Linked DNA regions of Mus musculus: all the other regions are linked to region 1. Evidence: chromatin loops called from intact Hi-C (ENCODE). Cell type or tissue: left cerebral cortex. All regions are shown on one strand.

Region 1 (4,000 bases):
GAATGATGCGCTGCCTCCATTTAAGGCTATTTCCCTGAATCTATGAGCTTCTACCCCAGAATTCTTCTCTCCCTGGAGTCACACTAATGACATTTGACATGATGACGGGGGGGGGGGGGTGGGAAGGGGGAAAGGAGGGTGGCGGAGAGACAAGGGGAGCTTCACTGGTTTTGTTGAAACCATCTCCCTTTTATTCCAGTTTGGTAAATTGCTAAGGTCCATTGACCATTGGCAACTGGTAGGACAGACCTTGGCTTTAGGTGGCCCCTCTGACATTTCTGTGGCTGATCTGAGACCCATTATGCACTAGGTTCTGCATTATAAAATCTAGCCTGGGTCCAAAATTTCTGCCTGTCATCTTAGGAAAGGCCAGGAGTTTTACCCCATCCTGCAATGTGAAAACAGATAATCAAAGGCAACATAGAGCTGTCTGCTTCTTCTCTGACCAATTTGTTGCTTTTTCTGAGGTGATGTTGGCTGTCACTATCTTAGACTGGAAAGGGCAAGCTGGTAGAATAAAATGTAGTTTAAATAGCATCTCCCAGGGGAAGGTCCTCCCTACACTTAGTATTAAATGCAGTAAGATAATCAGCAACTAATCACTTGATGCTAAACTAAGAGCCATTTCCTCTACGAACTGGTCTGAACCTGATGAAGGAGCAAAGAGGCCCAGGTCTTTTTCTTAGATCGTTCATTCTGCTGCAATGACAGCCCTCATAAAACTCCAGTTTATGAACCAAATTTGTTGCACCCCTCACTCCAATACTATAATGCAAACCTCAAAGATCAGAATATCTTATAAGATATGTAAGCAGTTCACTGAAAATGCCAGCATAGATAACTCTCTCGATGACCTCTTCTGTCTAATATCAATTTCGGAAAATACTTTCCATTGCAAAGATTTAACCAGCGTGCTTAACCTTCCACAGAAACCCCTTATCTTCTTCCCCAACTTGTTTGTTCTGAGACCTTATTCTTGGCTGCCTCAGCTCTCTGCAAACACTTAGGCTTTTCTCTTTTCAAAGAGGCTGGGAGCTGTGGAGATTCTGAGCTAGACAGAAACCCTGTGGTTTGATTCCATTAGTCTAAGCCTGGGCCCGGTTGCAAGCAAGCTGCAGTATCTGCTTGCAAAAATCCTGGCAGCCAGGTTCTAGACACAGACACCACGGGCTGCATGCATTCTTCCATACTGGTCTACCCAAATCTTGCCTGGAGCCAGCCAACCACAGCAGAGGGAATCCTACCTTCCATCATGGTGGCAGAATTGCATTCCTTATTTTCCAAGAAGTCAGAAAAAACACAGGAGGATACGCTTCCAGGTCCCAGCTAAGTCCTCACAAAGCTGCCGCTGAGGTCTGCTCTGCTTGCTGCCAAGCCAAAGGAGACAAGTGTTAACCCGAAAGACCGGCCATGGATGCAGCTAGTGCTGCTTCACCTACAGTCTCCCAGGAAGATGCTGTGAGAGAAAGGCAGAGAGGAACAGCAAGCCGGCGAGCTGCACCGCCTGCGCTGCCTCGGCCAATCCCTTCAGCTCTGGACCGCGTCACATGGTAGCCAGCCTGCATCTCCTGACACAATACCCCCGGAGAGCGCACGGAACCCATTTCCCGTCCCCATTGCTCGCTACCCCCACTGCCTCCCGCTCCTCTCCAAACACACAGCCCCTTCCCCACCTGGTGACGCACTTCCCCCGCCCCTCCTCGTGGTCCTTGCAAGCCTATTGCGGCTCTGGGGCGCCCGATGATCTGAACTGCCACCCTGACAGGGGATGCCAGCAAGAAAGAAGCCCAGGAGGCTGATCCCAGGGATTTTTTTTTTTTTTTCGTTTTTCTCTCTTTTACTTATTTTTTTAAGAAAACACTTCTTAGTAATTCCAGATCTTAGCAACACACGTTTACACTCCCATTCCAACCTCACTTTGACCTGAAGGAATTTCAAATGTCAGCGCTTGGCCTCTGTGCACATCTGTCATCTGTGGCTGGCTCGCGCTCTCTTTAGGTCTCTCTGGCCCCCACACCCCCCGCGCCCTGTCTCTCTGTCTAGGTCTCTCTGTCTCTCCTTGTGTGTCTCTTCCTCTCATTCACGAGAGAAAAATCAATTCGCTGACGTCACATCATAAACAACCATCCCCCAAAGGATGATGCAGGAAAAAAAATTCATCCCAGCTGCCTTGAAAGGAAGCAGGAAATTAATTGCGCATGACATGCCCAAGGGCTGGCAACTGTCATTAAAACAAAGAAACAAAAGAACCCACCCGATTCGGGCTCTGGAATCAAACAGGCGATGCTCCAGCTCATTTCTGGGGCGAGAGGCGGGAGAGGGGGATTGAAGGCAAGAGTCTAAGCGTTGGCCGCCTCAGGCGTGCGCGAGTCGCCTCCTCCCACGCACTCCGCTCCGCAGCCGCGACCCCGGGGCTGCGGGGGCCCTCCGTCACCGCGTCCTCCAGCCGAGCTGGGCAGACGCCTGCCCCAGGTGGGGAGCCTCGCTTGCAGCCTCGGCTACAGCTGCCAACTGAAGCCGCTGCTACATGGCAGGTTTTGCAAGACGCTCCTCCTGCAGTCTTCAGTCGCCTAGGAGCCCAGTCGTTCACCCCAAGGGAAATCCAGAGAGGAAGGCAATCGGTCCAGGTTGCGCTGGAGGAATGGGCGGAGCCTGGGCCTTGGCAACTTGCTAGAATGGGGAAAGGTTCAGGCACAAGGTCTGGTGGAGCTGAGGGTCTGTCACCTGAGTGCTATCAAAAGTCCTAGGAGTCCTTCAAAGGGAGGGACTCCCAGGCCTGGTGTCCTGTGATCCTGGGTTTAACCAGGCTAAAACAAAGCAAAAAGAAATAAATTGAATCGAGTAAGGAAGGCCTATCACTGTAGGGAGCAGATGATGAAAAGGCTAGAGAAAGGTCTTTAAACTAAGGAAGAATAGCAAAGCCGGGGCTATGAAAATCTCTTTATTGAAGATCAGGTCAGAAACTAACAATAGGGCTGATCATTTATAACACCCTCACTTAGTATTACCCAGATCTCGACATAGTCTGATTCTTTCCTCCAGAGGGAATACGAGATATTGGTGGCTATGAAATACTAAAGAGGCCGAACGAAGAGATGAATTAGTCAAAATCAAAAAGCAACTCAGCTTCTTAGTAACTTACAAGAGTTTTATAATAATAATTAATGATAATAGCAATAATAATAATTTTTAAAAGCCTCATTGTTTTCCCACAAGGATCCATCTTTCTGTGGCTTCTGCATTTAAACATTAAAGTCTCCTGAGAGCTATACATGCTCGTGGCTTTTTCCCGAGGCCTATGAGGCCGTAGAGTTTTAAAAGGAAGAGATTACAAAGTAACACTTGTCTTAAGGGCAAGTTGATTGGCTCTAAAAACTGTGGTGGGTTATTGAATAAAGGATGTGTGTGTGTGTGTGTGTGTGTGTGTGTGTGTGTGTGTGTGTGTGTGTGATTAGCAAATTATTTTAATGAAGATTAACAACAGGGATGGAGACTGGTATCAAACAATGAAATGGAATCCTGTCTCTTCTTCATTGAGGTCTGAGAACAGAGGCCAGTTATACAACTCTGGACTTTGGCTTCTTACCTATAAAATGGAAGTTAGAATAAGTCCACAAGCCTATAAACCAGTGGTTCTCAGCCTGTGGGCCGTGACCCTTTTGTAGGTCAAATGGCAGTGGTTACCTAAGACCATCAGAAAACATAAATATTTGCGTTGGGATTTGTAACAGTAGCAAAAGTACAGTTATGAAGTCCCAACAAAAATAATTTTATGGTTGGGAGTTCCCACAGCATGAGGCACTGTATTAAAGGGTCACAGTATTAGGAAGGTTGGGAACCTCTGCTATAAATAGCAATAAAGCAGATCTGTGGTAATGCCTTACTATATGCCCAGAATTGTTCTGAGACTCTGCCTGAAAGTTACTTAGTGCTGTGTCTACAGCTTTGTTAAGTCCTCTATGTTAGCTTGCAGAATTACTATCACTGACACAGAAGGGCT
Region 2 (4,000 bases), 130 kb before region 1:
ACTATTTATGAACTAACCCCACCACCACAATGTAAGCCGATATAACAAGCTATTTATGAACTAACCACCCCCCCACTATAATGTAAGTGAATGTAACAAGTTGCCCTTTGCAATATATATCCATTCTGTCACTCCTGTTCTTCCAGAGAACCCAGCACATATACTGTCACTCATTGCTGCCTGCGCTGGAGGAAGTGGCTCCTTGGGGGAGACTTAAACTTACCTCCTCTGAGTGCAGAAATAGTTGCTAGGGCTGTTCACAAATGATGTACAGGTCTAGAGGTTGTTTAATAAACTGATTGCTTCTTTGGGATTCATTGTCCTTCAACTTTGGAGATTAGCTACTAAAAAGAACTCAGATTCCAGACCTCACAGAGGGAGGACTAACACAGCCAAGGAGAATTTGAAAGGCAGAAAATTCTACCTTGTAAAAAAATTGCAAGTGACATAATTAAAGGTAATTCAAGAATTTGCTACTTCCAGTGAAGCTAGTCGAAAATGTTTATAAGTCAATATATGTCTGTGGTTACTTCTACCACGACCTACTCAGCTAGAGTAGGTCAGCTTGCCTATATCAGCAGAGCAAAGTGTAAGAATCTGGAGTTCCACAGGAAAACCTATCAGAGCTCATATGGGGAAACAGGACTTTGTACTAAGTGCAGCTAGCATCCTTGGGAGATGTAATTGCTAAGGAGTGCCAGGATGAATACCAAACACCTTGCTCATGGTTCAGACCGAAGCATAGAGCAATGCAAGGATTTCTTCTTAATAAAATAAGGTAGGCATGGGTGGTTTGGAAAACAATACTGTGCTACAGGTCAGCAAAGGGAAGCAACAGAATTCTCCAGGAGGAAAAAAAAATTAGTAGTGAAGGGGAACCCCCACCCCCAGTGCATTTTAGACATTACACATAGTGATTTCTTAAAATGTAGAGAAGGCAGTGACATATTTTGAAAAAGTTTTGACTCATTTTCTCAACCTTTTTGTTCAGGGCCTTGAAACAAAAAACCAAAACAGCACCACTGTCTTAGTTGTAACTTGTTCTGTTGGGTCTGGGTGCTGTTGATTCTTAAACTACCTCTGGGATCTATTGCAATGTCTGCAGAGTTTTGGCAGAAAGGACTGGAAGCTTTAATGTCCCACCCTTGGCATCCCTAAACCAATCCAAATCGAGTTTGCCTAAAGCTGACTTGGTGAGCAATGCAAGTTGCGCATCTACCCTTTAGATCTCTGAGTGCAGGAGGTCTGTACAGGGCATAGAACCAGGTGGTTCGTCTCTCTTGGTGTGCAGGAGCCTGGAGCTCTCCTCCCCACCACTGATGACTCTCTTTTCCACTGAATTCAATGGGGTGCTGAACCTTCTGCCAAAGCGAAGACAGGGAAGGGGGCGGTGTTACCAAGCAGCAGCAAATTTGTGGAGTTTGCTCCCTGGCAGGGTAATTTGGGGGCGGAAGGTGGGTGGGCCACCTGGAATCGGCAATGAGCACCAGACTGTCTACAGTTCAAAGCTTATCTCCCCCAGCCTCAGAGCTTTCGATAAATAATTCCGTTATGGAGTGCACGTGTCCAAGAACAAGCTCAAACTACCCAAATCATTCCATCATACTCAGTAACGCATACGACAATGCCTCCGAGATTCTCAGGGTTGGGGGAAGAGGTACAAACCTAACTCTTAACTGCCTCGTATTCTCATCTATTCTACAGAACTATTTTTGACTTCACACAAATCCTTCCTGGCTATTTTTATTTCCTTCTGTCTCCCACAAGTCTCTCAACTAAGGGAAAAGGAAAAGTGCCGCTGAAGGGATCTAATTACCCAGAAGCCCCTGCTGGCTGCTCAGGCACACCTGGACATTTCTCATGTCCTCTTGTAACTCTGACCTCAACCCTAAGAAGACTGCTACTATTGTGTTCCTGTTTTACAAACCGGAAAACAGAGACTCCCAGTTAAGGAACTCAGCCAGGATACACAGACTGTGGCCAGGGTTCTTCTCACATGCTCTTGGTCTTCAGAGGGTGAGCTGGAGATGTAGTCTGGAGGCAGAGCTTACACACCCAATCTGCTCCCACAGCAGAGTGTTTCCCATAATGACAAGGAGGCCAGCATAGGACAGTGCTAAGCTGAGAGCAACCTTAAAGAGAGCTGGCTCTGTAGTTCACAAAACATTGGCTTTAATCCGTTTAGCCAAGCAAAAAATGGGTCAGACACTAGAGTTTGGGTCTTGCTCCTTAGACCTCCATCAGTCTCTTGGTTTTTCTGCATTAGGTTCATTGTGAAATGGGGCTGCCCAACACTGCCGAAGCTCATTCAGATTTTAGACCATGACTGGGCATTTACAAAATGTAAGGCCTGATTGTAATGTACTCGTGACGCAGAAATACTTATCACTGATGAACTGACTGGGGCAGCTGAAACAAGAGGTGTCAGTCTTTTACCACTGAAAACACAACTGGTGGGAACCCTGGATATAAAACCAGAGATTTTAATAAGTTGGACATCACTTATGACACTGCAGTGTTTAAATGAGGACTGGCAAGATGGCAGCTGCTCCTCACTCACTTGTCACCAGGGATGACGCATGAGGCATTCTAGAAGGAACTTTCTGTAGAGGGAGACTCTCTGGGCCGAAGGCCTGGGATTGTAGCCTTCAAAACATTTATGAGCACCTGGAAATTGTGTACAGCATGTCTTGGGTGAGCTAATTTTTTTTCTCCTGGGTAGAGCGGCTTTCATCAAAAGCAATATAATGGAACAATACAACAGTTAAGAAGCAGTATAATGTAACAATGTAACGGTTAAGTTCTGAATCACAAATCAGTCATACTAGATTTAAGTCCCAGCATCTTCATCACTGGTGACGTGCTGGGTGAGTCACTTCCTTGGTGCCTCAGGCTTTCATCTGCAAAGTGGGGCTAGTTACAGTACTGTCTCCATGAGGCTGCCATGAAAATGAATGAGAATGTGTGTGAAGCATCTGACACAATCAACATTCAAAGGCAACATTGCCACCACTGCACACTCTTAAACTGGTCCCTAGCCTTAGAGGAGGATTTATAGCCACTGCCACGAGACACTGTATTGTTCTGGTTAATAGTAGTTATCATTTTCTAAGGGCCACTTTGGGACCTTGCCTAAAAGGCCTTAAGCACTTTATATGCCTAAATAAATAAATAAATTAATTAAAAATTCCTTACAAGAACTTACAAAGTATGGAGTATTTCTAATCTAACTTTAGCACCAGTTAATTGGTAGCTGAAGCTATAGAGTTAAATGACTTGCCCAAGGTCACATGGGTGAGCAAGGCCTGGATGAATCACAATGGAAATTTAGCTTTGACTCAATCTGGAGAGGAAAAAAAAAAAAAAAAAAAAGAATCCCTGAACTGCTGCAGAACTAAATGTGTATAAAAACAAACCTCCTCGAGGCTAGCCTGCAATGCCTCGGCTCACTGAAGACCAGAGGTATGAGGAGCAACACATGTGTTCACAGAAGCCCCAGGTCTCCCAGTGTCTACTCCCTGCGCGTTCCAGAAAGAAAGAGATGACCACCCCAGAGACCCTGGGAGGAGGGAGAGAGACAGATCACAGCTGCAGAAAACCAAATGGAAGAAAGATGGGTTTGGGACATAGGGGAGTGTCTGTGTGTCTACTGAAAGCAACACTGGTTGCATGCTGCTTTCTGCTAACTATTTTAGGCAGCATTGTCAAGAAGGTTGGGCAGCATTGTCTGTTCGGTACTTTTGGCATAAACTCAGTGCCTGCTACATAGAAAGTCATCATTGAAGGAGAGTGAGGAGGTTTATTTTCCAGGTAGCTGCCAGCCTTCAGTGCTGTGTCCTGAAGGACCATACTTGAAATGATTTAGGATGGCTTCTAGAATTACCGTAAGGGAAAATTACAAACATGTTTTCCCAGTTTGGTGCTTAGGCTAATTAAATATTGATCTTGGGTCTAAATGACTTTTGAGTAGTTGGGTTACCTGAATATCAGTATTAATGAT
Region 3 (4,000 bases), 82 kb before region 1:
TTATTATGTTGATTGGTGTCTTCTCTGTAGTACTCGCTAACTAATTTAAAAAGCAAAACCAAATTTAAAAAAAATAACTTTTTCACTTTGTAGACCATATTGGCTTCAAACTCACAGAAATCCACCTGCCTCTGCTTTCTGAGTGCTGAGATGGATGGTGTGCACCACCAAACCTGGTCCTGAGAGTTCCATTTTGTCATTGACTCTTGCGCGTGCCGGACTGGCCAGCAAGAATGACGCTGCAACAGAATCCTTCTGCACATGTTTATTGGGAGAGCTTGATTGCAGAGGCGAAGTGACCCCAAGCCCAGAACTGGTGCTGCTTTTATAGGCCTAGGAGAGGCGTGTCTCACACCCGGATTGGTTATGCACTATACCTCATTTGCATGTTCCTCATCTGATTGGTTACTCTCTCTCTCTCTGTACCTCACAGGACCTCATTAACATACCTCATTTGCATGTCTCACATCTGATTGGTTATACTCTCAGAACCTCATTATCATGCCCGGGCCAGGCAGTGTCTTGGCAAAAAACTTTACTGCATATGTACACATTGGTTATTTGCCCAAACTTATGCTTGGTGGCCAGCAGTAGCCAGTGCCACCTTGCAACAGCTCATGTGGCTTCCCACAATTGAATATTAAGATGCTCTGCATGCACACTGGAAAGTCCATCTTCTGCCACAGTCCTGAGTAGTCCTTACACATATTACTCTCACTGTAGTCAAGTGAGCAGTCACTAGATGCATACCCTGAGATAAAATCGTAACAAATATTCTATGTATCCATTGGCACTGGCTTATAAAGCTGCATTCTCTTTGTTGTGGTTTTCTGTAGTGGTCTCTGACTGTTGCAAAGAGAAATTTCCTTGAATAGGGATGAAGACCCCACCAATCTATGGCTTTAAGGACAGGTTTGCCATGACTTCATTAACACTGAATAATTAGCTAGGTTTCCAGCACCAGACATGGTTTCTGTCTGTTGAACAGGTCTTAAGTCAAATTAAAGAATTGTTGATTCTAGCCAAGGAGTATGTGCCACAAGTGCATCCTTCCGGTGATGGTGCCAAGATGGCTGTTTTTGTGGTTCACAGGTGTTCTAGATGAGTAGAACTGTTGGTTGTCTCCCTCATTTGGAAGCTTCCATGGCATTTTCAGTACTATGAAATCTAGTCCTTAGGAGGGAAGCACTTGGGTCAGTTCCAACTCTGGGGTCTCTAGGCCCTGTTTTCTGTGAGTTTGAGGCTACACTGGTCTACAAAGCGAGCAAGTTCCTGGGCAGCCAGGGCTCTTACACAGAGAACCTCTGTCTTGAAACAACCAAAATCAAGCCAAACTAAAACAAACAAAAACAGAACAAAAAAATCCCTCAGTCTTTGTTCAATGCAGAGCCACAGTATTAAAAACAGGGTATTTGCTTGAAATGCTATGTTAAAGCCAACAATCCTCTCTTATGAATGGGTCTAATATTGCCTTTAATTTTTAAAAAATGCAACATAAAAATTGAAGATGGAAAACAAAATGTCATGGTCTGATTAGTTATAATAAAAGATGATTGTGTTTCATCTTACTGGTATTGTATATACCGGTTACTGATGAAAATATGTGAAAATAAACATATACAACACATACCAGAACCTTCTGGCCTTAAGAGTAGACATTAGGAGAGTTAGTCAAGCGCTTGTCCTGCAAACATGAGGACCTGAGTTTAATCTCCAGAACTCATAAAACAAACAAACAATCCACAAGGAAAAGAAAACAAAGCAGCCAGGCATGCACTTGGGATTCTAGTTCCGGAGAGGATGACTCTCAGGACTCTGTTTTCCAGGTGTCTTCTCCTCCAACCTGGATATGAAGCATGGAGAGAAGAAATCCAGCAGGAAGGAACTTCTTTGCCTTGGCCCCAGTGCTAGAGGGCGGCAATTAGAGTCATGCCTACCCGGAACACACCACGGCACATGAGAAGAAGCAGAGGCAGGTCTACAGACTACATTATAAAGATCCCTCTGCCAGACTGAGTCCTGGCTTCCTCTTTTCCTTGGAATATCTTTCTTTTAGTGTTTACAACTATTTTCGCCTGCTTACCAAAAGTAATGTCCTCTCCAATGTGATTTTTTTTAAAGGAAAGACATTTCTAGGCAAATTAAGCTGCACATTAATTAAACATAAAGACTATATTTTGCATGTGGAAATCTTTGCGTGTTTCCCAGTAACAGAAGGGAAGCTTAATCAAGTCTGGATAAGTGGATTATTTCTGCAACGAATGTGAATTTTCAGCTGGAGTCTTCATCAATGTTGAGGGTTACTTAAAGGTGAACCACATGTAATGGAATTACTTGTTTTCTGCATGAACCCAGGCCAAGCATTTAGTCTCAGGAATAAAAACCAGGCAAATCTAATTGCCCTGGGCATGATGCCCCATGCAGATGGCGACTCCAGCATAGCAATGAGTATTCATTACGACGGCTGTATCTCAGGAAAGATGCAGGCAGGGGCTTTGCACGACAGCATCTCTTCTAAGGTTGGGAATGGCACCCAGTCAAATTCTCAGCCCTCCCTTCAGTTTTAAGCACAAGTTCTGTGTTTCAATTCAGACTGTTCAAAGAAAAAAAAAAAAGTCTTATTCCGGTTCTCCAGGTCACTTAAGACACAAGCCAGTCCCTCCCATGAGTTTTTGATATTTCTGATTTCCAAGGCTTACAGTGCTGCCTGGAATGTGGGAGATGTTTATTAAAAGTGAATGCCAGGAAGCAGGAAGAGTTGCGGCCAGTGTTTTGGAGTATTCCAGCTTGTGACATTCAGTTACACGTTTACTGGCTGCTCTATATATTTGCAGTTTTAACCGAAGGAATTATTCAGAGTTGGTAGACAGGCCTCTGTTTTGGTCTGAGTACTGTAGTTTGACATTTCAGTGATCAAAGGAAGCCCAAGGGACCTTTGTACTTGGTAAGTGCAAAGCCTGTTTACATGACATTCTGAGCTAAGCCCATTGGGAAGAATCCCATGACCATCCAACAGCAGTGGGTCGTAAAAATCTGGAATGATCAAACAGCAAGTTTAAGCACTGAAATGGAGAATCCTAACAGATGGCAGTGAAGAACTTCAAGGGCTAAATGGCTTTTTTTTTTTTTTTTTTGAGTGAGAACTCTTTGACCCTTAGGTGACATAGAAGGACATATTAGAGAAGATAGTCTCAGAATACATTTGATTCCAAAGGTCCTGTTTGCTGTGCCAGTGTTAATGGAACTGGGGGGCCCGGTGACCAGGATTTGAAGCAGTGGATGACTGACTGAGCTGCCAGCACTGTACCCAGATGCTCCAGCGCATACTTTGCTGGAAAGGAAGTGGGGACATTGAGTCCAGACTTGGGTTCCCTGCTTACCTTCGCTGACATCAGGGATGGGTGCTTAATCTTGCTGAGTCTCCACTTCCTCAACTAATAATTATACAGTGTTTTGTAAGTTTTAGAATTTTTAGTGCAGTAAGAAAACCAAATAGAACCTGAAGTATACTGGGTATTACTTTGTGCATATTTCTCTTGCCCATCTTGACATGTTGATGTTCTAAAACAAGTCTGCTGCTCTAAATGATGACACAAGGGTAACTAAATACCCAATTTCACCACTGCCAGCAGCTCTATAGCTCTATTTCTCTAGAAATAATGATAAAAAAATAATAGCAAAAATTGAAAATAATTAAAATTTTAAAATCTTAAATTTGCCTTGGTTACAACAGTCATCACCAATCAAAAGTCACTCTCAATCTCTGGGTGTCCCACCCGCTTTTAATGAACCTCTGAGAAACTTATCTCAAAGCCTAAGTTGATAAATGTGGTAGCAGATTTTATTTCTGCCAAAGAGCCTCTTCTACCCTGGATGAAACACTATAGGACCAGGGCTGACAGAAAGCTTTCCCATTACTGTCCAGTTTGCTTTCCTTTGGGTTAATTTTTTACCTGAATGAGGTCTGTTTGTTTCTTTTTCAAAAGGAGATATATGATGA
Region 4 (4,000 bases), 75 kb before region 1:
AGCAGCAGTGTCCCTAATCTCTGTGAATGACCTCATAGAGCATTCATTAATATTCTAAGGTAATGGTTCTCCACCTTCCTACTGCTGTGACTCTCTAATACAGTTCCTTGTGTTGTGGTGACCCTAAATATAAAATTATTTTCATTGCTAATTCAAAACTGTAATTTTACTACTGTTAATGAATTACAATATAAATATCTGGTATGCAGGATATCTGAGATGCAATCCCTGTGAAAGGGTCATGTGTTACCCCCAACTGGGTCATGTCCTACAGGTTGAGAACCACTCTTCTAACCAATGATATATATAAAAAGCACTTTTAAGTTATTTAACACAGTTACAAAAATGACACTCTTCTCCATGGAAGATTAAAGCTAGGTATGGTGGTGTTAACCAACACTTTCTCCCAATACCCAGGGAGCAGAGGCAGGCAGATCTCCATCAGTTCCAGGCTAGACTCTGGGAGAGTGAGTCCCAGGCCAGTCAAGCCTACAGAGGAGACCCTTCTCAAAAGACAGATCCAAAGAACAAAGAAAGGTGTTACAATTTGAGTCTAGAGTGCCTCCCATAGACTCATATTCTGTATTCTTGCTCCCTAGACTGCAGTGCTAATTTGAAGTCTGTGGAGTCTTTGAAAGACAGAAGGAAGTCATTAGGGGTTGGTCTTCACAGGTTCTATCCACTGCCAGTTCTGGTTTGCTTTCTGTTTCCTGTCGGATGCCATGCGAACATGCTCTTGTCATAGCTGATGGAGCTGTTCTGCTATGCAGTCCCAACTATAATGGATCGAATTCCTCTGAAACTGGGAGCCAAAGTTAGCATCCCACCTTGAAGTTTCTGTCAAGTATTTGAGTCAGTGATATAAAAATAATGCATATCGTTTCATGACTTTAGATCAAGATAGGATTATGTATGTCCATACTATACATGTATGAACATATAACTTCACAGTCATGTCTTAGTGTTTGTGAGGATTAGGTCCCGAATTCCCTTCAGATATCAAAATTCACAGATGCCCAACTGCTTTATATAAAATAGTATATTAGTTTTATCTAACTTATACCTTCCTATGTACCCTAAACCATCTCTGGATTACTTATAGTATTTAGAGGACCTGATACTATGTAAGCACAATGTATATGTCATTATATTGTTTTTAATTTATATTTTTTTGTTATTATATTGCTATATTTCATGCATAAACCTGTGGATATAATTGTATGCACATTGCCTTTTAGAAATACTACTATGGCTCGTGAACTCCAAAAAGATCTTAGTTTTCCAAAACTAACTTCTGTGAAATAAGAATGCACAAGGTACAATGTATGCTCAAACGAAAATGTCCTCATGTAACACAATATCATGTACAATTCATATGCACAACAAATACTTCAAAAACAGTAACATGAGTTACTATAAAAAGAATACATAGCCTTGGGCTAATACAGATACACCACACTCTGTGCAAGCATTAATTATCACCTTAAAAAAAAATCACAGCATCTAAGTGGTAGAAATCTTCAAGGCCCGTGGGCTTGTGTGCTAAGCACTTATGTTCTTTTTGCCAAGTGGCTGGAGAGAGAGAGAGAGAGAGAGAGAGAGAGAGAGAGAGAGAGAGAGAGAGAGAGAGAGAGAGAGAAAGAGAAGAAGAAGGAGGAGGAGGAGGAGGAGGAGGAGGAGGAGGTACACAGCACCCCAACCATACAGGAGCTGAACTGGCTTCCTGCTCTCTGCTGAGACCCTCAGACTTACTCTCCTCTTCCAATATTCCTGGCCCTGTCTGCTATGTTTTGTCTTCTTGATAATTATTACAGAGAAGGAAATTTAAATTTATAAGGAAACAAAAGTGTAGAAAGAACTGTCAGTGGTTGGAATGGCTGGAAAAAAAATAAATTGCTCTTTTTATCATACTAACTTTTCAAGCTGCCTTCTCCTCTCAAAGCACTAGAGTTTGCAAAAGGGTCCCCTAGTGGGGGGGAGGGTGCCACTGCAGGCCTCAGTGGAGACTGGACTCAGCCTTGCAGTCTGGGCTAGGGGAAGAGGATGTCCTATTTCCATCTCTGAATTTTCAGTTTTTAATTTTAGCAACAGAGATGGTAACTTTGGCCTCCTCACTTTGATTCTGCTTGTCATCAAAGTCCAGCACAAAGCCCTCAGCACGATGGTGTGCTGATACCACTCACCACATGCCCAATGGCAAGTGCTTTCCCCCAGCCTAAAGGCATTCTCCAGGATTCAGCAGGTTTTATTCATAAATAACAAACATAATGTACTGGATAAAGCAGGAGGAAACGCCACGCTGTGGCTCCTCAGTCGCACAGAGCTAGGCATTTGAGAAAAAGGTAACATCCATTTGAAATGTTAAGAGACTGACAAAGATGAGTTTATGGTTAGGAGCATATTCCAAACTCAAATGAGTTTTACCAGCTTGTAAGAGGGATTTTGGAATATCCGTGAATTCTCTTCAGAAATGAACACAGTCACGAGTTGCAGCACGACGTATTACGGTTTAGACACAATGCAGGACTACAGAGTTGTCTTCTTGGTGATGCCTATCTTGAGATTGCAGGAAAGGCATACTCATGAACATGGTCTCTCTACACTGCAACAGTCATGGTCTTTCTTTGTGGAGCAGTGGCTCTCTTCATCTTTTTCTCACCCACACCCTTGAGAATTTAATAATAATAAAAAAAAAATTAGTCCTGTCCTCAGAAAATACAGGCATGAACGGATATTTGGCAACCTTTGTCTATTAAGTGCAGGGAGTTTACAGGCCTCCTAAATGGATCTATGAGTATCACCCAAGTCTCTTAGTCTCCAGTGATGCCGTATTTACATTACTGTATAACAACATGTAACAAGCTATCTTGGCAGAGATGGCCCAGGTGCACCAAGCATCTGGTGACTCATCATAGAGTCATCAGTGACTTTACACCTTGGAGGAATCAGTCCAAGTCAGGGTTAAGATGCAGTGTCTGTCCCTGGACCCATGAAGATGAATGCTCTGGATTGGAGTCAATTATCAAGCGCTTCTGTCACATCTCCCCAGGGAACCTTCCTAATTTTTCTCTGGCTGGCTTAGTCATTCATATTTCTGTTTCTATTACAAATAGCTACAATAATCTTGCTGGGCCTGAAGCTTTCAAACTGGAGTAGGAGGTGAAAAAAAAGATTAAAAATTCAATTATTGAAGTAACAGAGATAAAGAGCTTGGCCATTAGTAATGATGATGAAGGAAAAAAAAACCCACAGTGCCTATAGTGTGCTGTTCTAGAGCTGGGCAGTCTCCCAGGACTTATCTGTTCAGCCCTGAAGTCAGTCCTGCTGGAGAAGAACCTCCACCTGCATTTTACCTGTGGGAAGCTAAAGGGTCTGAGAGAACCCAGGGCTCACATAAAACCTAGGGCTTAAAATGACAGCATGATTTAATCTGAGTGTGTCTTGCGTCAGTTTAGTGTTTAGATATACAGTGACTTGTGCATCTCAGGGGGTGGGGCTTGAGACCTTACTCTGAAGCCCAGGCTACCCTTGAACTAAGGCAACCTTGTCTCAGCCTCCTAAGTGCTGGGGTTATAGGTGTGTGCCACCATGTCAGCCTCTAATACATTAAAAGTGCTTTCTGGGAAAAAGGCTGGCATCTAACTCCTTAGTTCCTGTACCTTGAAATTAATTACATTTGTGAGAGGTCTCAAAGCAATGGAGGTGGAGTGAGTGACAAACCTATACCATCTAGAAGAGTCAGGTGGATTCGAACTCTGGTGTTACATGGGCTTGAGGCACAAAGTGATAGAAGGCATCCAGACACAGTATGACACATGCTGCTCTCCGCTAAAACACAGCTAACTGAGCCAGAGACTGAAAGTGGTGTCAGACATCAAAACTCCATATCCTTTTTCTGTTGAGTTTCAGTCACCAAATTAGCCTTACCTGTGTTTCCTTTAGATGAAAATAGTGACTGTTACAAACTGTCCTAGCAAGAATATCAGCCTATATTTGGATA
Region 5 (4,000 bases), 170 kb before region 1:
TGTCTAGCTCCTTCTCAAATGAGTGATTCTGTGATGTGCTCTTCCAGAAGTAGCAGCAGGAATTCACTGAGCTGAGTGAACGATTCCCCCAAGCAGTGCAGAACGGGCCAGCTGGCTTACAGCATGGGAGAACTGGAGAGCAGGTCGGAGAGTTGGGGAGGGAGGAAGGTCACACAGGGAAGTGGGCAGGGAAAACTCCAGGTCAGACAGCATGCAGTAAAGAAGAGAGGCAGCGGGGGGGGGGGGGGGGGGGAAGGGAGGTGGGTGGTGGTGATGGTGGGGAGCCACCCTGAGTCACCCTTCTCCACCCCCATCACTTTCATCACACCCAGAGGTACAGGGGGCATTTGCTGGAAATGATACTTCCCCCGCCCCGGGGGAAACTGACCACATATCACTGAAAAGCAATGTGAAAAAACTTCCCAAGTATCCCGATGCCAATGTCTACCTCAGATAACCAAAAAATGATGAAGAATCGAAAGTTTCAAGAAAGCGAACTTTCCAAGATTTTTAAAAAAGAGACAAAATATATTACTTCTGATCTAAGCATTTTCTCTCAAAGGAGAATACTTCTTGTTTCGAGAAAGATCCAAATATTAGCATCTTCCTTGATGAGTTCTTCTGTGAGTCGATCTGCATGGGATAACATAAGAAAACTCCTACAAAATACATGCGCTCTCCCATTCTGCAGTTTGCTAATTTGTACGGCTAGAGCTCTAGCTTCCTTAGCTGAGAAGGTGCTCTCGAGAGAAGAACCAGGTGATGGTAGAACACACAGCAAAACAATTAAGACTAGAAACAGGGCTTTGGGGAGCTTAGATCATGAAGGACAGCCAGTCAACAACCACAAACACATGAAAAGAGAGAGAGAGAGAGAGATCTTTTTACCAACTGTGGGAGTGGTGGCTGCGCTCAGTGAGTTAGTTGACGATATTGAAGAAGTGCTTTCAGCCCGGGCTAAGGGTGCTATCGGAGGAGGGCTGGAGGAGTGTATGGGTGGGCTAAAAGGTCTGGACTGTAGGGAGAAGAAAAGAGAAGGAAGTTAGACAGCCAAAATACTTCAGTTTAGTAGTTTAAAATGTTTATTGTGCTTTATTTATTTTGTGTTCATGTGTGTATACATGCCATGGAGTGCACATGAGGGTCAAATGACAGCCTTTTCCTGTGTGGGCCACAGAGATTGAAATCAGGTCTTGGCAGCCAGTGTCAACTGAGTCATCTTGCCAAGCCTGATTTCTGTATCTTTATTGGGTCGCAGCCCTGGAGATAAAAAACAAGGTTCTTGAAAGCCATGGTACCATTTTCACTGGATGGGTCTGTGTTTATACAAGCCAGTGTGCTGGATCTAGGCGGAGGAGGCCCAGCCCCAGCCTGTGAGCTCAGTAGGCACTCTGGCTTACATGCGGTGTCTACAGGTGTTCCAGGACCTAAATGGGTGCTCTCCTACATAGAGAGGTTGCGAGACGGCATCTGAAGGTTATGATGCCATTCATTCTGAGACTGTTGTACAGGGGTCAATGAGATTTACTTCTGCCACAAGCTTCTTAACTGAACCATTGAGAAGACCGTTCCCACACCTCCATCTTAGGATAACATTTAAGGAAGCAACTGTGGCACACCTACAGGGCACCACTCTACATTTGTGTTGCTGAATGTCTGCTGCTGACTTATCTGGCTTCTGGGGTCAGAAGCCAGAAATGCTTTTATATATATGCTGGGTCCTCTCACACCCCAGAAGAGGGAATCAGATCCCATTACAGATGCTTGTGAGCCATCATGTAGGCACTGGAAATTGAGCTCAGGACATCTAGAAGAACAGTCAGGGCTCTTAACTGATGAGCCATCTTTCCAGCCCAGGAGCCATTTTTTTCCTCTCACAGTTTTCTAGTAACTAAGACAATTATTGTAAAAAGAGTTCCCGCTCTCTGAAGAGTCACATGACTGACCACCACTATTTATGTATGTCTCCAGCTGCTGCCTCAGAGCTGATGGCCCAAGTACCCGATTGCTACCATTTTAGATCATGGCTTGCAAGCTGGGAGGAATCTGAGGTGGGCGGAAAAGGCATCCCCACACAGCAGCTACTCCTTTTCAGCTGGCCCCTGTGATGGTCATTTGTATAAGTGCTGTACTGCTTAGACCTGATGTTGGGATGGCCCAGGTCAAGGGATTTGGGGATCTCATTCTGAGCAAGCTAGGGCAGGGAGGAACATACCACATCTCCAACTCCAGGCTTTCCTGGAGGTAGCTTTGGCCGGGATGGAGGCCGGGGAGGAGGTGGAGGCGGAGTGGTGCTGCAAGGAACTAAGGGGGTGGCTGGTCGAGCAGGAGAAGACGCACCTGGAAAACAGACGGGCATTAGAAGCAGCAGGAAACACAGGCAGCCAGAAGGCGGCAGTGCACAGGGCAATGTCTGGCATGGATGCATTTTTTTTCCTTTTTTCTTTGCAGTTACTATGCTAAACCTTTTGCACAACACATTTCTTTTTCTTTCGATAAAGAAGAAAGTTCCTCCGTTGAACTATGGTTGATGGCAGAAGCTGAAGCTTGGTACCGCGTTGTCATGTGACACCCAGTGGAAGGTAAATCCTTGATGGAAGGTGAACTGGAGGGACTCTTGGCTGGCCGGGAGGGGTGCTTCATTTTGATCATGTACACAAGGGACTTATGATACATTCTCTTGGTTTTGATTTACAGTCAGAATTTGTGTCCAAGTTGAAAATGGAAGTTTCAACTCGAAGGAAGCTGAATGCTTTTTTTTCCCCCCACACTAGATTTTTCTTTTTTAAACACAGGTAGAGAATTATGCTGTTGACTCTATGTCAACCCCGAGTGCTAACTTCATCACTATCTCACATATGTGTCATGAATAAAGGACACGAGTTCTTTGTGTGTTGAATCTCTATATCGGAAACACAGCAAGTGCTTTGAACGGACTGTCCCCGGGGGGGCCTGTTAAAGTAGGGGTTGTTATTGTCTCTTTGGTGGTTTTTGAAAAGTCTCTTGGATTTACTTTTCTGGCTGTCCATGACAAGCATATGAAACACGGCTGACACACAGAGGCTGGCATGCACACCAAGCATGGCGCTCAGGGACCTGTCTATCTTGAGTCATAAATGCATGGAGAACTACCTGGTCCCAAACCTTAGGAGGTGAAACTGATATTCTGACAGTTCTTGTTCAGAACTGTCACTTGGTTAGAAACAGCAGGTTGTAAAATCATGCCAAGGAAATTCCAGGAAATCTTGCTTTAGAAAAATACTCCTCTGCCTCTACATCCTTCCCCCACCAGCTGCCTCCAGACTCCCACCTCCACATTCCCCCCACCAGCTGCCTCCACTTTTCTCCTGCTTTCATAGTCTCCATTCCCGCAGCTGCCTCCACACCCCACCACTTCCATAACCCCTAGCTTACCAGTTGTCTCCACATCCACCCATCCCCACCGCCATATCCTCTACCCTTCTCCACCCACTTCCTTTACACAACACAACATAAAACCAGTATCACCAGAGTCCTAGACCAGCACCTCAGTCCAGATTCTGAGAGTCTCAAAGAACTTTGAATCTTAGAAGCCAAATCCATCTCAGAATCATTTTTCATCTCAAGAGAGCCTCTGGGGGCAAGTCTTGCTTCTCTTGTTTAAAGAGTGAAATCTTGAGCCTTGTCTCTGCATTGCTTCTACCTCCTAAGTGTGGAGACACTGTTACTGCTTCTCCTCCATACCCTCCCATGTCTCCCCTTCTACCGCCAACTGCATACATTAATTCTACTCTTCTTCTTGCCTCAGTTGGCCAGGATCTGTGCTAGGGCTTTACATAGGTGACATTATCCTCATGCTTAGCTTTGACATCTCAGTGAAGACTGAAGTTCTTTTAGCAGCATGTCCATGATCATAAAGCACAAATGGTGTGTTTAACTCCAAAGGATATATGTCTCCTGAAGCCTCAGATAGACTATGGACTGCCACGATTTGCATACAATCTGCCTTCCTCCTGCATCT
Region 6 (4,000 bases), 150 kb before region 1:
ACCAAAAAGGAAGCCCTGGAGATCCTGGGCTGGAGAAAGTACTTGTTGAGTATCCATGCATAAACAAGGCCCTCAGAACTTCTTTACTCCCTAGACACACCATTCCTCCCATGACTATTCTAAGGAGTCCCCACTATACACATCCTGCTGCGTGTTTCTACTGATGGAGACTTCATAAGCCCTTGGGCAGCAGGCTTGACCTAGTGAGGAACCCATTCAGCTCAGCACATCCAGTTCATCACAGGTAAGGGGGTTTCAAGGCTTCTTAGGACCCTCTCCAGTCACATGGGCTAGAACGAGCAGCCTTGACATACAAGTGGCTTGGTCTCACTGCAGTATCTCTCTGTTAGCAAGCCTGTTTGTCTTGCTTTCCGGGGGTGGGGGGGTCTTTCCTGTCTATGGGTTCCTTCTGTCCTGTGCAGTCTCAGTTGTTCACCTGGGACGAGAAGAGACCCAGCTGGACTTGTTCAGTACTCATGTTGTGTGGTTGTTCCATGCCTTCAGCTTAATTTCTTTCTTTTTCTTTCTTTTTTTATTAATCATTTTATTCGTTTACATTTCAAATGATATCTCCCTTCCCAGGTACCCCCCCACAAATCTCCCATTCCATCCCCCCTCTCCCCTTTGCCTCTATGAGGGTGTTCCACCCATTCACCCACTCCCTCCGCACCCCTCTAGCATCCCCATACGCTGGGGCATCAAGCCTCCCTCCCCTCCCATTGATGCCAGATAAGGCCATCCTCTCCTACATATGTATCTGGCATCCTGGCTTCCTCCATGCACACACTTTTGTACACAGTCACACAGGAGGGATGGTTGAACAATGGAACATGTAAGTTGTCATAAGAGGGGCTACCTCAAGTCTAACTGTGCCACTTCATTCTGTTATTTTATCCCAGCTTAGAGAACCTGATCTAGTCTGTTAGATAGTAATGCCTCTTTTTAAATTCAAGTACTATTAACCCAGGCCTTCTAGGAGTGGGCTAAAGTTTTTACTATGCAGTCAGCGAGCAAGGTGAGTAGATACATTAACTTACTTCCAGTGGGGAAAGGTCTTGCTAGCTCTGGCGACTCCGTACTTGGGTTCATCGGTTGGCCTGAACCCCATATCTCAGGCTGATCTAAAAGAACTGGAAACATGAAAATAGAATTCCTCAGGGTAAGTTCAAACAAGAGCTTAGAAGTTCCATTAAAGTTGAGTTTCCAAACATGATCCCCACGCCTCCACTCACCCTAGAAGTTTAATTTCGGAGTGTGCCTATGCTGCACACACTCTTTAGACAGAGAACAGGCCTAGAAGCATGGTGTGTGTGTGAGTAAGGGGTATCTGTGTGTATGTACATGGAGATAAGTTAAGCCAAAACCCAACTAGAACCTACATTTTCTTCCTGGTTGGTCACCTAAGGACATTCCAGATACCACTACACGTACTGTCCCCATTTCCAAAATTGTAGAAGTTACTTCAAGGGTTATTTTGTTGTTAGCTGGTTTATTTAAAGAGTTCTATGAATATATCTCAATGTTGAAAATATCTGAAGTCTCTACAGTGGTTCCTATTTTTAAAGATTGTTCACGCTCTTAACCCTTCACAGCATCATAAAGAGGAATAATTACCCTAAAGATGCTTGTTGAACATCTGAGAGAACCAGATTTTTTTTAATTAAATTATTTTATTTTGTATGTATGGGTCTTTTGCCTTCATGTATGTCTGTGTACCATGTGTGTGCCTGGTGCTAGAAAAGGCCAGAAGAGGGAATTGGATCCCCTGGAACTGGAGTTACAGATGGTTATGAGCTACCATGCGGGTGCTGGGAAATGAAGTCAGGTTGTCTGAAAGAACAGTCAGTGCTCTTAACCACTGAACCATCTCGCCAGCCCACTGATCAGAAAATGAACAGTTCTTTAGATGTGTGAAGCAGATCAAGGCAGCTAGGTATTGGTCTAAGAGCTGTGAATTTAAAACATTTTTCTTTGTTGTGTTGCTGCTGTTCACGTGTAAATCACCAGTCTATTTCAGCAAGTGCACTGCTATTCATTGTGCAATGGAGGAAACAAGTTGAATGTGGATTTCACTGTAGCTTCTAGATTACTGTAGAATCTTGGGCAAGGCATTTAACCCCTCTGAGCATTCTTCCCGCAGTGGGAGGGGGAGACAATAATACCTCAGGAGGATATTATTCAACCTGAAAGGGATGAAGAAGGTGGCAGGGTACAAACACATGCATGCATGAAAATGGTACATGAAGCACTCATCTGAGGCCAGTAGCTGTTATTTTGTCTTTCATTCTCACAGCACCACCACGTGGTAAAAGTCAATGCTGTTTTGGGGAGCAAAAACCCAATGACTAATATTCTCAAACACTTGACCATAGAAAGAGCAGAGGAGCCAAGATCTGATGCAGCCACAGCTCTTTGCTTCCTAGGTCTCCTAAGCAACTAACATTACTATCCAGAAAGAAAGCACTGCCAGCCATTTAGCAATGCTACGAGAGAAATATCTTCATTTCTGCCATTAAATACATATTGGGTTGCCTACTAAATACATATTCTACAATTAAGTATTTAAGTCTTTAAAATTAACCATGTTTTTGAGGGACTATAAATAAGATTTATTTTGATATAAGATACCTCCTTTAAAAAGATCTATTCTATATTTGAATTCTATTTATACCCAATGCATATACTGATAGTAGTATCAGTCTGAAGTAGTAAGATTATCTTGTCTGAGCTGGTAAGAAAGAGGGGATTGGCCAGGGGAAGGGCTGGTGTGGTTGGTGCAAATGCCAGAAATTGGCGGAAGTCCAGTGGCTAAAGCCAGAAGGGCGGTCAAGCAAGACTTCTCAGCGAGCACAGATATATGTCTGCCCCATCACAAGCTTCCATGCAGGGAGTGCTGGGAACAATATTGCTTCCATAGGCTCAATGTAGGGGGATAACCTAGATTTTAAAAATCTGTTTCTATTTTCAGTGAAGATATTTTTGTATGCTTATGGAATTCCTTAAATGGGCAAATTCAAATGCAACATACCAGCTCTCACCCCCGTCACCTTATACAAATGAAAAATGAGACTGACCATAGATGATTTAGTAATACAAATGAAGGCCTTCCCCTAAGGCTACAGTTCTAGGTTACAAGTGTAATGCCACCAAGATGGGATTTAGGAATGCATTTTATAAATTTGTCTCACTACATCATTGAAATCACCCAGGCGTAGCTTGCTGCTGCAGAGCCAGTCTTCACAGAAGAAGGAGTTTTAGTTGGCCATGTTACACCAAATTCTCTGCAATGCACTTTGTGATGTGTTTAGAATTTAGAGTTTGTTCTCGTAACAGATGTCAGTGTCTTTGGCACCTACTGGAATGATAGGAGCTGGAGCAAGTCCTTGGACTCAGAGAGGAAGGTAACCACTGAAAGCTAAAGACTAGCCCTGATACCCTGTGGTTACCTCGATAACATTAGCAAGAAATAAATTCTGTCTTCATTACTGCACTTTGAAACCTCTTCGTTACTTTAGCTTAGTCCACTTGTCTACCTACCATCCACATGAGTCTTTTGTGACAGGATCTCCCTATGTAGCTCTGGATGTCCTGGAACTCACTCTGTAGACCAGGCTAGACTAGATCTCACAGAGGTCTGCCTACCTCTGCCTCCCGAGTGCTGAAATTAAAGGCATGCTCTACTATATCTGGTAAGTCTTAAGGACGTTTGTCTAATGGAGCCTAGAGAGTTACTATCTTATCACAAAAAGATAGTATTTTAATATGTGTATATGTATATCTGTCTATGGGTATGCACATGTGAATGCAGGTGCCTTTGGAATTAAGAAGAAAGGGCTGAGTCCCCTGGAGCTGGAGTTAGAGGCAGTTGTAAGCTGTTTCCTATAAGTACTGGGAACTGAATTTGAATCCTCTGCAAGTGTAGCATGTGTTCTTAACCACATTTCCATAAATGTGGGGCTATAGCTAGCTCTAACTTAGAGGTTTTAAGTCAAATAACTTT
Region 7 (4,000 bases), 100 kb before region 1:
ATAATTCCTTTTTCTCATGAGCATTTTTATTTATGGCATTTCTAACTAACAGCAGGGAGGACACAAACTGCTAATAAATGATTTTACAGGACTTGGGATGATGTAAGGAGAACTCAGGGAGATCTGGATGGCATCGTGCCCATGCCTGCAACACATGTTCATGGGCATCTTCAACATCAGCTACTGTGGTACATATTCCAGCAGATATGTAAACTGGGCTCCTTAGAAAAGCAGAGACTAGTGAGTTAGCCATGGGACCTCAGAGACAATGAGCAGGAGGGTGACGGGGGGTTGAGGGGGGAGGAGGAGAAAAAAAGACAAGACTAAGAGAGTGGGAGAGTGAGAGAAGCCAGGAGCAGCAACTCAACGAGGGCACTGGTGGTGACAGAGCCTGGTAGAGGCAGAGACGGGAGGACAGAGGACCTGGGGAGAGGACCAAGCTGGAAGCAGAGAGAGGACACAGAAGCAGAGAGTACCTGAGACAGAGTTAAGGAGAGGGCTCTGAGCCAGAAGCAAGAGGTGAGGAGAAGCTGTGTCTTCTGAGCCTTTTTTTTCCCCTGCTGAATAGAGCCTTGATTATAGAGGTACCCGAAGTCTGATCAATTTCATTCTATTTCTTAAAAGAACATTTCATAGCAAGAATCACATGAATGCAAAAGGCACCCCAAAGCTGAAAACTCTTAATCCAGAAGAAGGAGAAAAACTCCTGCGATGGCTTCAATTAGCACCCCATTAGGTAGACTATTATAAAGAGCAGTTTTAAAAAATATATATATATATTTTTTTAATCACCAGGTTTATTTTAGTTCTTATTCTGGCCCCGGGGAGCTTAATGTGTGTCCATTTCCCCCGAGTAACAGCTGTTCTTTTGAACTCTCTGAATAGGCATCTGATTAGATGGGAAGGAAGTCATTTTGGGAGCTAGAGCAGACTCCCGTTAAGTCTGTCGTCTAAGCTGGCATATCCCAGATCTCTTTAAAAACCAAGAAATCTGGCAGCCAGCTAGGAGTCACTTTCTGTTAAATCGAAGCCCGGTGGATACATTTTTGCTCCTTCGGGCTGTAAAATTCAGTCAGGCATAAGTAGTTTGAAGACCGTTCCCTGTTTCTGAGTTTAATATAGAAAATGTATTTGCAGCCCAGCTACTCAAGGGAAAAGTTTCCTTCAGTTTTATGGGGAAGCTGCTCCTTTATGCCCGTGGTGCCACTGGAGAACATTCTCACATAATGAGCTCTAAGACACTGAACTGGAGATGGGAACAGCCCCTGTACCAACTATGCCTGTACAATTTATTTTTTATTTTTTTATTTTTGACTTGCCATCTCCCTGGCTAGTTTGCGCGTGTGCTCTGGGGCTGAGTTTTAGGTAAGTGCAATATATAAGTTCTAACTTGACGAAGACCACACTTATATCTCATGCACATTTACTAGAGATAATTAAAATAGTTGAATTTTTGAAAAGAGGAGGAAAGGAGAAGGAGAAGGAAGAGAAGGAGAAGAAAGGAGAAAAAGAAGAAGAAAAAGAGGAGGCAGAGAGAGAGAGAGAAGCTGGCCTTGTGGAAATTTAAGCATAGCAGATATCGCGGTGCAAGCTCACTAAAAATGGTCGTTTAAATACTTACCATTCCATCTCGGTCTGGCGAGCCTCTGCAAGAGAAAGAAATTGGTAGCAGTTATGAAGGAAGAATCACTCTGGTTGCAGTGAATAAAGAACCATTGGCCATCACCTGCATCCTCTGTGTATTCCCACTGCACTGCAAACCTCACTAAGGAAACAAACAAACAAACAACCTATCACGCTGGGTGACATCTGAGTGTGAGCTGGACATGTGTGTTAGGCAGTGATCGATATTCTCAAAAGGAACTGAAGTCCAAAGGCACGCATTGGCGTGATGGAGTTTGTTCCACATAATTCATGAGTCTGGTCCGCTCTTTCTGAAAGGATTTATTTAATTTTAAATTATGTGTATATGTGTATGACTGTGTGTGGGCATGTGCACGTGTAAGTGCAAGCGCCTAGAGAGGCCAGAGAGTGTGTCAGCTCCCCCAAGAGCTGGAGTTACAGATAGTTGTGAGCCACCTGACAGTAGTGCTGGGACCTGAACTGGGTTGTCTGCTCGACTCTGCACAAGCAGTATTTACTCTTAGTGGCTGAGCTAGCTCTCCTGTCCCCTTGGCTCATTCTTGCTGGCTTCACTTAAATCTATCATAAAACATGTATACAGACAGGTGTGCTCCTTTAATTTTCTCCTGTGAGTGATTCTGAATTGTCTTTTATGAAGTTAAAGCTTTTCTGGTAGTTTCCAACCAGTTTGAGAATCTGTACCTTCTTTCGTATTTCTGTAATTACATCCCTTTCAAATATAGGACAGGAAATGGAGGTTGGAATTGTGCTAAGTGGCGCCCTCTGCTGCTGAACCCTAGGGTAGCAGTTCTGTGGTGGTGACCTGCTGTGATGCGCCAGGCCTTTTAGAGTAAATGAACCTGGAGGTTCAGTTCTTGCAATTTCTAAATTCTGTCACCTTGAACTCATTATCCAACCTGATAGCACAAAGAATGAACAAATTCTAGTTCCTGACAGATGTTACGCATTCAAGTGTTGATTTTACTTTCTTTTCTTATCCATTGACATTTCTTGATGGGGAACATAAACTGCTCACTTCCAGCCACTCTGTGCGTTAATACAGTGAAAGCAAGTTGTTTTTCTTGTTACAGGTGGAAACTGTACTGGCTAAGCGAGGGAAGGTGGAGTGGTTTGAATGACATAGTTTCAGGTTGAATACTAAGCAGAATTGTTGGGGTAGGCGCAGGAGGCGTGGTCTTGCTGGAGGAAGTACGTCACTGAGGGTGGGGCTTTGAGGTTTACACCATTCCTAGTACCCTCTCTTTTTCAGGAGGCGTGGTCTTGCTAGAGGAAGTACGTCACTGAGGGTGGGGCTTTGAGGTTTACACCATTCCTAGTACCCTCTCTTTTCAGGAGGCGTGGTCTTGCTAGAGGAAGTACGTCACTGAGGGTGGGGCTTTGAGGTTTACATTCCTAGTACCCTCTCTTTCCTGCTTTTGGTTCAAGATGTAAGTACTCCGCCTGCCAACTCTGTGTTCTGCCAGCATGTACACTAATTCTTTAGAATCGTAAGCTCAAGTAAAGTCTCTTGTAAATTGTCTTGGTCATGGCCGTTTTTGCAGTGCCACTAATACAGAGAGGGAAGCGAGAAGGTAGTCACTGTTACATGGGAACATGGTTTTAGTAGTGTAGCACTTTTAGGAAGGAATTTAAAAGTGTTACACTATTAGCAAGAACTAGAATGTAGAGCCCTGTTTTAGTACGGAATGATTGAGGTATTTTTATTTCATGAGTATGGGCGTTTTGGTTGCATGTCTATGCACCTTGTGCATGCCTGGTGCCTGTGGAAACCAGATGGCGTTATTGAACCTCCTAGAACTGGAGTTACAGATGGTCGTGGATCTCCAGGTGGGTGTTTTTCAGACCCTTAACTGCTGAGCCACCTCTCCAGCCCTGGTTAGCTAGGATGGTGCCATTTACATTAAAGTCATTACAGAGCAATCTCTAGAAATTCCTTTCATGCTGTTGGCTATTTTTCTGGTTTGTCAGAGTATTAGGTGTTCTTTTCTTTCTCCCCGGTTAGGATGAGCGGCTACTGTGTGGTCACAGTAGGTCCCCTCTTCCCTCTATTTCTATCGTCGTCATCGTCGTCGTCCTCCTCCTCATCATCATCATCATTCCTTTCTGTGCTCCTGTGGTTGGGATGATTTTTTTCTAACCCTTTGTATCACAGTCTTGTGAGCGTTTCCTTCAGTGCTGGTGTGGTTGCCATGAATTGCTTTAACGGAGCTTGTTTGGAAATGTCCTAAGTTCTCCATCAGTTTTAAAAGGCTGCTCTGTTAAATATAGCAGACTCTTTGGCAGTTACTTCCTGTTGGGGCTTGAAGCATATTCCATGCATCCCTGGATTTTAGACGACGAGAGATCTGGCATTAGT

Evidence for each region. Hi-C counts contacts between places; a loop is a spot of excess contacts. Peaks named below come from ENCODE experiments on the same cell type or tissue, not always from the same donor. Only the 100,000 strongest peaks of a DNase experiment are listed, where the experiment ranks them.
Region 2: it touches region 1 in a loop (9-fold over the local background); 2 of 42 quality-filtered maps call a loop at or near these places.
Region 3: it touches region 1 in a loop (2.3-fold over the local background); 4 of 42 quality-filtered maps call a loop at or near these places.
Region 4: it touches region 1 in a loop (2.6-fold over the local background); 2 of 42 quality-filtered maps call a loop at or near these places.
Region 5: a loop joins it to region 1, with 2.5 times the contacts of the local background. A loop is called at or near these places in 3 of 42 quality-filtered maps.
Region 6: it touches region 1 in a loop (2.4-fold over the local background); 3 of 42 quality-filtered maps call a loop at or near these places.
Region 7: a loop joins it to region 1, with 5 times the contacts of the local background. A loop is called at or near these places in 5 of 42 quality-filtered maps.

Annotation. Positions count from the first base shown.
Region 1 is chr4:102,757,810-102,761,809 of GRCm38, reverse strand. Sgip1 (SH3-domain GRB2-like (endophilin) interacting protein 1) reads right to left here and starts at 1,675. Exons shown (of 26, transcript NM_001285852.1): 1 at 1,245-1,675. The coding sequence starts at 1,254. In left cerebral cortex, no CTCF peak of the experiment used is centred here; DNase peaks (open chromatin) are centred at 41, 585, 1,566 and 2,271; H3K4me3 peaks cover 2,836 bases; H3K27ac peaks cover 2,792 bases.
Region 2 is chr4:102,885,973-102,889,972 of GRCm38, reverse strand. The region is part of intron 8 of Sgip1 (SH3-domain GRB2-like (endophilin) interacting protein 1); the gene reads right to left. Among named protein-coding and RNA genes, the nearest start is that of Tctex1d1, 98 kb to the left of the region's middle. In left cerebral cortex, a CTCF peak has its summit at 1,811; DNase peaks (open chromatin) are centred at 1,478, 1,718 and 2,874; H3K27ac peaks cover 1,239 bases.
Region 3 is chr4:102,839,505-102,843,504 of GRCm38, reverse strand. The region is part of intron 1 of Sgip1 (SH3-domain GRB2-like (endophilin) interacting protein 1); the gene reads right to left. Among named protein-coding and RNA genes, the nearest start is that of Sgip1, 81 kb to the right of the region's middle. In left cerebral cortex, no CTCF peak of the experiment used is centred here; a DNase peak (open chromatin) is centred at 2,423; H3K27ac peaks cover 1,726 bases.
Region 4 is chr4:102,832,914-102,836,913 of GRCm38, reverse strand. All of the region lies in intron 1 of Sgip1 (SH3-domain GRB2-like (endophilin) interacting protein 1), which reads right to left. Among named protein-coding and RNA genes, the nearest start is that of Sgip1, 75 kb to the right of the region's middle. In left cerebral cortex, a CTCF peak has its summit at 1,981; no DNase peak of the experiment used is centred here.
Region 5 is chr4:102,925,801-102,929,800 of GRCm38, reverse strand. Sgip1 (SH3-domain GRB2-like (endophilin) interacting protein 1) reads right to left here. Exons shown (of 26, transcript NM_001285852.1): 17 at 2,216-2,340; 18 at 889-1,015. Among named protein-coding and RNA genes, the nearest start is that of Tctex1d1, 59 kb to the left of the region's middle. In left cerebral cortex, a CTCF peak has its summit at 2,367 (motif pointing right); DNase peaks (open chromatin) are centred at 2,038 and 2,302.
Region 6 is chr4:102,912,189-102,916,188 of GRCm38, reverse strand. Sgip1 (SH3-domain GRB2-like (endophilin) interacting protein 1) reads right to left here. Exons shown (of 26, transcript NM_001285852.1): 14 at 1,038-1,130. Among named protein-coding and RNA genes, the nearest start is that of Tctex1d1, 72 kb to the left of the region's middle. In left cerebral cortex, a CTCF peak has its summit at 2,320; DNase peaks (open chromatin) are centred at 1,857, 2,236 and 3,063; H3K27ac peaks cover 392 bases.
Region 7 is chr4:102,858,416-102,862,415 of GRCm38, reverse strand. Sgip1 (SH3-domain GRB2-like (endophilin) interacting protein 1) reads right to left here. Exons shown (of 26, transcript NM_001285852.1): 3 at 1,622-1,646; 4 at 477-560. Among named protein-coding and RNA genes, the nearest start is that of Sgip1, 100 kb to the right of the region's middle. In left cerebral cortex, a CTCF peak has its summit at 2,415 (motif pointing left); a DNase peak (open chromatin) is centred at 964.